Linked DNA regions of Homo sapiens: region 2 is linked to region 1. Evidence: chromatin contacts called from ENCODE Hi-C or POLR2A ChIA-PET data. All regions are on one chromosome and are shown on one strand. The core of a region is the stretch at or near the end of the contact, and the rest is flanking DNA. Distances in the headings are between cores, read along the strand shown. Region 1 holds the start of MOXD1 (monooxygenase DBH like 1). Region 2 overlaps STX7 (syntaxin 7).

What was found. Hi-C counts contacts between places; a loop is a spot of excess contacts on that map. ChIA-PET counts read pairs that join two places held with the same protein, here RNA polymerase II (POLR2A). Pooled maps may share reads with other maps.
Region 2: a loop to region 1 is called in a map with no recorded cell type, with 5 times the contacts of the local background. The contact joins the enhancer-like site here to the promoter of MOXD1 in region 1. A Hi-C loop is called at or near these places in 3 of 168 maps with a recorded cell type or tissue (B cell, GM12878 and IMR-90), 24 of 37 single-sample maps with no recorded cell type and 8 of 50 pooled maps. POLR2A ChIA-PET finds 5 or more read pairs at or near these places in 2 of 52 experiments (GM12878 and OCI-LY7).

What each region holds. Positions count from the first base shown.
Region 1 is chr6:132,399,378-132,403,676 of GRCh38, reverse strand. MOXD1 (monooxygenase DBH like 1) reads left to right here and starts at 2,202. Exons shown (of 12, transcript NM_015529.4): 1 at 2,202-2,514. The coding sequence starts at 2,251. RefSeq lists silencers at 1,989-2,128, 2,149-2,318, 2,449-2,498.
Region 2 is chr6:132,454,715-132,459,140 of GRCh38, reverse strand. STX7 (syntaxin 7) reads left to right here. Exons shown (of 10, transcript NM_003569.3): 10 at 1-4,426. Among named protein-coding and RNA genes, the nearest start is that of MOXD1, 55 kb to the right of the region's middle. Within about 2 kb of position 2,050, at least 2 of the 41 ENCODE cell types and tissues checked have a DNase peak (open chromatin) inside an H3K27ac peak, as active enhancers do.

The DNA.
Region 1 (4,299 bases), core at 953-3,452:
GGATAGTATCCACAGATAGGATGCTATCTTACAGTGAAGTGTGAGAAGGAGGACAAGAAAATACTTCAAAGGAAGGAAGGCAGAAGTGACAAACCCTGCGAATAGGCACAGTGATGCAAAATAGCACGGCTCTCCATTGAGGATTCCAGAGGGATTTTTCATGTGGTCTACAGGCCGATGGGTGAGTGAGATGGGAGTGATGGAAGGTAAAGCTAAAACAGTTAATGGGGGAAGAATTCTGGAAGGCATGACCTCTTTTTGTTTCATTAAGGAGACAAAATGTCCTAATAGATGTGAATTTGGGGTTTATATAACGAACCCCAGGAAGCAGATGTAGCAATGTGCTTGTTCCAGGTTCCTCCACACTAGGAATAAAAGTAGGGTCACAAAACAGAAAGTTTGCCTTTAGTCACTCTGCAGTAATTTAACTTCCCTGAAATCCCTGCCCAGGATAGTGAGAGGATAGTGAGTGTGTCCCACCCGGTGCCATGAGCCACTCCTCTGGGACTCCATTCCCCCTATTTTGTTCCTCTTTCTCTCCATATCCCCCTTCCTTTCTTCATGGCTGAAGCCACGTCCCTGGTATGGTGCTTGTAAAAACCCAATTCTAAGGTTGCCACCCTTACATTGCTGTATGGCTGTTACTGCCCTTGACATTTGCCCAGTGGGTCCTGGTGGAGGTGAGGCACCAGCTACTTATATTTCATAGTCTCCATGCCCAGTTCTTGTAAGGCTTTGCAGGCTCTTTTATTTCTCATTTTATTTTGCGGTTCCAACATCACTCTTCTCTGATGCTGGCCTATTGCCATTGGCCAGCCCTGCGGACCTTGATCCAATCTCTCCTTGGGAAAAGTCCCTTCCCAGGCAAGTCCCTGAGCACTTTGGTAAGCAGATCCACCTACAGGTCACCTTCCAGACATGATCAAATATTCCCGTATCCTTAGAAGAATATAAATTAGATGCATGACGGTAACTTTGGAAAAGTTATGGGAAAAGATAGGCAGGGGGAAAAACAGGCTGAAATACGAGGTGAGGAGAGAGAATGAGGAGTGTAGGGTGGCTAGTGTGGAGCTTGCTCTTCTTACCCATATTTCTCATCTGATATTCTCTCTTATTTGTTTTTCTATTTTGCATTGTTTGTATTTTTATAAAGACAAAATTTCGAACTTTTTTGGAAACTTGGCAGATCATAAATAAAGGAATAAATAAGCAAGGTAAATTTTAGTGGCCATATTTGTATTTAGCATTCTAAAGACAGGAGTGGTCAAAGGTAGAGGCAAAACCAAAACAAAACAAACTTTTGACAAACATGGTTATGGCCAGAACTTGGAATAGCAAGAAAAGAGAATGTTAAATTAAAATATAACTCTCAAATGACAATTCACCCCTTACCTTCTCTGCTGATGGCAAAGTAGTTTGGCTGACTTTGTCCCATCAACGCCAAACCAAACCAAACAAAAACTAGGTGAAGGCAAGCGTCAGGGCTCCAACTCCTGCCGTGAGGAGCAAGCTCTGCGGCCCCGCAGGGTGGGAGGGTGAGAGAAATTCTCGAGGTGGGGGGCTGGGGAAAGTGAAGTGTGTCCCTCCATTGCAATAGGGACGTCACTGGGAACAAAGGCTCTGGAAAGTCGACAGCAACGGATACGGAGACGTGAAGGTTACCCTGGACGGGCCTTTCTGTGCATCGCACCCCAGACTACCCCCTTTGCTCACTCAATTCCTCCTCTCCAGGCTAAACTTGCTCTCTGCCGTCAATGTCCATTCTTTCCCTGGTAACCTCTCGCCCACGTCCCGCAGAGCCCACGCTCTTCCCGCTCTAGGATTCTCTTGCCCTCCTCCTTTTCCCTCTGCCTCTGGCCTCCTTTTCTCCTCTCTCGGCGTCTGCCTCCTCCTGCCTCCTCCTCCCTTTCTTTCCGGGAAGCCCCTCGCTTTCCTTCCCACCGAGCCCCGACCTCGGGGACCAAGTCAGGGGTCGGGGGCTGCAAGTGGATCCGCTGGAAGGGCCGGGCAGGGTGAGAGTTGGCGGGGCTGGGACCCGACGGGACGGAACGGGACGGGACCGGACGGGACGCGGCGCGCCCTGCAGGCGGCCCGGGGCGGGGAGAGCGGGTCCTGCCCCTCCCGGGCGGGCGCGCGGCCGGCCCGAGGGGCGGTCCCTGGGCTCCCGCTCGCCGCCGCTGCCGCTCCTCGTTCTGCTCCTCACTCCCCAGCGGCTGGAGGCCGGTACCGGCGGGCAGGAGGCGCCCGAGGATGTGCTGCTGGCCGCTGCTCCTGCTGTGGGGGCTGCTCCCCGGGACGGCGGCGGGGGGCTCGGGCCGAACCTATCCGCACCGGACCCTCCTGGACTCGGAGGGCAAGTACTGGCTGGGCTGGAGCCAGCGGGGCAGCCAGATCGCCTTCCGCCTCCAGGTGCGCACTGCAGGCTACGTGGGCTTCGGCTTCTCGCCCACCGGGGCCATGGCGTCCGCCGACATCGTCGTGGGCGGGGTGGCCCACGGGCGGCCCTACCTCCAGGTAAGCGCGTCTCCTCCCGGAGCCCGCCCGGCCGAGCCCGGTCCCGTCCGGACCCCAGAGAGGGCGCAGGTGCGGGTCGTCCCCGGGGCCCGCAGCTCTCTCTCACCTGGCGCAGCCCCGCGCCCCCGGCCACGCTCACTCTCGCCTCCGCGGGCAGCGCCTGCTCTCCCGGAGCCCCAGAAGGCGCGCGGTAGGGAAGCCGAGCACGGATGACCCCAGGCAGGTTTCCTTCTTTGAACACTTTCCTGTCCCCAGCGCCCCACTTAATAGACGCCCCCCCGCCTACACACCTGCAATACACCCCGCTTCATCCCTGATGGGAAGGGAGAAGGACCTAGGCTTTGGCTTTGGGGACCTAATGGGACAGCTCTCAGAGGAGGGAAGGGACAGAGCGCTTTAGTACGTCGCGGACTTGCTGTCTAGGAGTGGAAATCTCAGAACTTCCCAAATCGTGGCTATTTGGGAGCCTCCAGGCGCGGGGCTGATGTCAGCTACACCATTCTCCAGAAGAATGAAGGGCCCCTAAGAATCGCTTAGGGACTTTCCTATTCCGAGAGCTGTTCAGGAAGCCACATTTAGAGACCAAAATCGAAGGTCCCCAGGCAAAATATCCTATGAAGTGACAAAACTTTGGCTTACTTTAATAACCAATAAAGTTAATTTGACCGCTGCTGATTTACTTTGAAGGAGCCTAAGTAACCACCTTGCCTGTTCATGGGTGCTTTACTAAATAGAAAGAAAAAAAAAAAGGAAGAAGAAGATTGTGAGATGACCAGAATGATTAGGTGGCTAGGTTTCCTGGACATCCTTGCTTGATCGTGACCAACGTTTGGATGGCGGTGAACGTACACGCTTTGTTATTATAAAAATTCATCCGAACATACTGCCCTTTGCTAAAAGTCTTGATCCAGATGAAAACTCCGAATTGTTCTGGCATTGCATTAAGGCTTTGATAGTATTTAAATCAGTGTTCTCCGTGGATTTAGAGTGCGCTTCTTAGTAATTTTATCCCCAGGTTCTTTTCGACTGAAATATGCCATCAAACTTGAACGCTGATTCTGGCACTGAGCTGTTAACTCTGGAAGGAAATAAAGTGACAACAATAAAAAGTTCAAAACCACTCTATTATCTATTTTTTCATAAATTAATCGTTTCTTCCCCCAAATAAGTAACTTTACAACTCCAATAAAATAAAGTTTTATGAGGATTGCATTCTGCTGAAGTCACTGATGTATAAATATTCTCCTCCTGCAGCATCTCAGACATTAACTTTATGAACCAAGTATTTGACCACAAATGCAGGCCTCACTAGGGGAATGACTCATTCTCCTGTAATATAAAGTAGACAATACCTTATTTAAATACCTATTTAACGTTTTTTAAAAAAGAAATTTTACCGTTTAGGGAGAGGAGTATAGTATGCCCCTTAACTATCCTTGCATGTTCTACAAAAGGGAGCATAACTCTTACTATGCTAATATTATAAAATGGGACATACTTTGAATGTTAACTCCATATTATTTTCCCTCAAAGAGTAGCATTTCTAGAAAGCCCAGCCAATTGTATGTCAAATGAAAAGCCGTGAGTAGAATTCTGATTCAACATGCCATAATAGGCCCACCACAAAGATAAACTTGGTTAAACTACAGTGTTTTCACCCTGTTTGTGGTTCTTCATAGAGATTGCATAGGACTTAGTTAAGTACTCTTTAGATTGATTTTGAAACATAGAAATTTTCTTAAAGTAATTAGTGAATACACATCACTATGAGATAAATTATGACTG
Region 2 (4,426 bases), core at 801-3,300, 56 kb before region 1:
GAGGCCTGTGCCAGCCCACCAGGCCTGCTCAAATGTGGTCTTTACTTCAAGTGCACAGAGGCACATGAGGTTTCTGGTGATAAACCAGCGTCTTACCGCTGTTTTAAAGTCCCATCCCCATGGCTTTCACAATCAGTTCCGTTTTTTTTGCTGTACTTGATAAAATGTTTATTCTCATACAGGTCAAGTACATTTACTTCTATTCACAGTGAGTACCCAATAACAACAAAAGCGCTTACAAATTTGGGGGGCGTGATTTTAGTACCTTTATTTGAAGTGTAATCATTTTAAATTATTATTATTTTAACTGGGGCAGTTATCAGTGGTTTAAACAGGAACTTTAGTGGCTTCAATTTGTTTAAGAAACATATTAAGTTTGAGGGAAAAATTTCCCATGAAATATTTGGAACGTAAGAGTAGTATTGATTAGAGAAAATTAAATAAGAAACATAGTATGGTAGCCAAATTTTTTAAAAAATCTTGAACTTTTCTGTAGGTCAGTTTTAGAACTGCTGTGAAAAGTGAAGGTTGCCCTGTGGAGATTAAAATTAGAGTTGTTTTCATAACTGACAGCATGGTGAATCCATTTGAGTCAAAGTGAAGAATTTCCTCATCAAGTGACTATACATTTGTTTTTGTGTGCTCAAAAGAAATACTCAAACACAGACTGATATTAACCAGCCAGGTAAATTGAACGACAATGTGGCATTAGGTATTTGGCTGTTTATTGGTCGTTAAATACTATGGTTTTGCAATATGATTGATGGTAAAAGAGTGATGTCATATTGATACTAGAGTAGCTTGTTTTTTTAGTAGGTGTGGGACCATCTCTTTTACAAGTGCAACTCAGTCTAGGACAGCCATGGATGCAGTGTCTGGAGTTGGACCCTCTGAGCCCGCTGGCTGCCCCAGTAGCATCTGCATTGGTGACCAAGGACACTGCACTTTGAAGAGGTCGCCACTGGGTTATTTAGTGTCTTCACTGCTTTTGTTAAAAATTGTAAAATTTTGTACACAAAAAGTTGTGTTTTTGAATATCAATTGTTTAGACACACCTACAATGATAAATAAGTGCCTTTAAAGGCCCCTCTTTCCATGAAATACATCTGTGGTTTAGCAAGGAAAGTACAAAATAGTTTATGTAGTTGGTATAATTTTTATTTGTGTCTTCATGTAGAAAAAATGAATGTCATAATAAAATATAAAACTTACGTAAAGAAAATAAAGTCATTGTCCACCTTAATAGCTAAGGTCCACAAGGGTAACTTATGCAGCATTTATTTTTTTTGAAAGTCAAAATTGAATTTATTTCTTTCACATGGCTGGTTTGCTGCAATATGAAGTTTCAGAATGGGCTGAAGTAAGTTGATTGAGGGATTTGAGTTGAATGACATTTTCAAGTTCATTTAAATATGATAAAAATTCATTGGTGGTAAATAACATCTGTCTTTCCTGGAAAAAAAAAAGTTGTGTATTTTCATGATTCAGTTAAAACAAAAAATGAGCCTGTGAATCCCAGGCCTTTTTAGTCCTCCATAACATTTGAACAGTTTGACTTGTCAGCAAAGAAATACACTTATCAAATTTTAAACCAATGGGAGCCTGAAAGTGTTACAGTGTACTGCTTCTTTGACAAAATTCTGTTTAACAACTACCCTAACATAATTTATAAATCAATTAAGATAAAACCATTTTTTTCTGAGTATTTAGGAATTTGTGTCCTCAAAATACTGTGACATGAAAGATAGGAAAGAAATTACCTGGTTGCCAGACATGCACGATTATCTTTCCTCATTTCAGCTGGATTTTCCAAAGTCAGTAGATTGGATAAAGCAGCATCTCATTCACTGAGGTCACAAGATAGGTAGGAAACTTCTTTAATGTGAATTTTGCATATTTTAACAATTCAGTTAGAAAAACAGAAACCACTTGATGGATTATAAGTGTAAAGTGTTTTAACATAGGGAATTAGACATCAAAAGGGTGGGTGAGGAAGGTGTCTGCGGCCCCAAAGTGGGTGGATCTCAGGAGCTGGCCCAGGCACTGCTGTGACTCTTGAGAACATCCAGAAGGCTGTGCTGTTGGCGTGCAGCACTGACAGTGTGTCTCAGGGAGCTGTCCCCAGCTGTCAGCTGTTAATAGCTCCAAAGCCAGTGCCTTGCAAGAGATTTTGAAACTGCTGTGAAACTCATGTCCTCTGCCCGCCTACACTTCTGTCTGCAGTGGCCTCTGAGGAAAGATGGTCTCTCCTTTTCTCATGGTCAACTCTCAACTTAGAACCAGAGACAGAAGGAGTTTGTGGGAAGTGTGGTTTCTGGTCTACCTGCACTGCAGAGGACATTCTAGAAAGAGAAGTGAGTTGACAGTCTAGCATAATTGTGAAACAAACACTGAGATGTACAGTTCAAACCACGTGAAGTGGAAGCCTCAGAATTTTCCTCACTTTCATTAAAGATTCTTTGATGGAAAAATTTAGAAGCATTGGCTCTAGATGGTAAGCAAGTCATTTTTTTCCAACCAAAATAAAAAATACATATACTAAGCTTCTGGGGCCCCAGGACTTAACACAGTTTCCTTCCTTCCTTCCCTTCTTCCTTCCCTCCCGTAGTAGTTGCTTAATAAATACTTAATTTGGCACTTATTTGGGGCCGGCTTTTTGCCAGGCTACTACATGCCTGGGCATAGTGTTCTAAGAGTGAACCAAAAGAATAAGCTTCCTGCCCTCAGGGAGTTTATGTTTTGTTATTTGGCATATAAAAAGAACTTGGTGTGTTAAAAGAAGGGAAATAGCTGTGTGAAAGGAATGAGGCAAGGAAGAAAGGGAATGTCTAAATATAAATCTCCGTTTGGACCAGCCTCCTGTTTATCCAGTTTTCCTTACTAAGTAACTGAATTTCATTTTCTTTTCTTAATTGACAGACTACCAGAAAATTGCTAGTTTTCTAAAGAGAAACTACTGATTTGAGTGATGATCTGTGTGTAATGGCTCCAAAAAGGAGCCGTTCTCTTGGTGGCAGCAGTTGGATTCAGAGCTTGGGCATCCTGATCATCAGGACAGACATTTACAGGATATGTATAGAATTACTGCCCCAAATAGAGGGCAAAGCACTAGACAGAAGGGTGAGATCCAAGGGGAATTTGGAATCTATATTTCATCAGAATGCACTCAAAGCAAAAACAGTAAGTATGCTCCATATAAAGAAATGTTTCTTAAAATGTTTTTAATTTAACCCTACCCATCCCTTGGCAAATCTTTTTCTTTTAAATCAAATAGGAATAAAGAAGAAAATCTTCCTATTGGCCCATTTTCTCATTATTCAAATACCATATCAATACACCAATTTTAATTCTTTGTTTTTGTAATCATTTGGTTAACATGAATATTATGTAATATTTTTCTCCAAATAATCCTAATTTTAAATGCAGAAATAGAGCTAAATAACACACTAAATAGGTTTTTGTAGACACTGTAGCTTCTGGCAAGTTTTTAAGAGGTTGGTCACTTAATTGCTTAGAGTGGGATTCCCGTAGGTTTTGTGTAGTGATGGCATTTATGCTTAAAATGTAAGTGGTGGAAGGCAAAACCAGATTTCCTGTCCAGTCGTTACACGCACAACACCTCTACTTGTTGACGAGGGAGTTTTCTAGAACTGAATTGAATCTTTAAATAAACTTGAAAGGGCATTAATTCCCACTTTGGCCAACCCAAAGTACAAATTTTTAAGTGTTTACTGTAAGTATCGTTAGGCAGTAGTTACTAACTCCAACACCTAATAGCATTGGTAGAAAGCTTATAAATGCAGTTATTTAGCCTCGACTAAGATTTTTCTGATACCTAGTTTCACTTTTTAATGCCCTCTGAAAGTTTTTTGATCAGTTGTTTAATGGGAGATCTGAAATGTTAAACTCAGACCAGAAAGAAGAGAACCTGTTTTCTAGAAATTAGGTTTTTAATCCAAGTAAGATGCAAGCTTTTGCTTTTTTAATAACTTGTATAGCTAAAAACTTGACGGTGAAAAGCTCTCAGATCAAAGCTGATCCTTCTGTCAGTAATGATTCTAAAAATAAGCAAGATTTTAATGGGGAATATATTTTATTTCATTCTTATCTCAAACCTAGGTACTGTGGTCGTTTTGAGTTCATTTCGAGGCATTTTCAATGTGCCTCAGGCCACATCCAACCTCTTCCCAGGGCCAGATTTAATGTTCAGCCTCATAAAGGTTATCATAGTTTTAACATTTAAGTACTATTTTGCAGTGGGTATATACCAAAATTTGCTAATAGTAAGATAACCTTAGTTATATATCATTCACGTTAGTTCTATCTTGGAGGCAATAAACATTTCTTGTTCAAGAAATTCATGTTCTATCTTGGAGGCAATAAACAAACATTTTTTGTTCAAAATTAGGGCTACCCTATTGTCCTT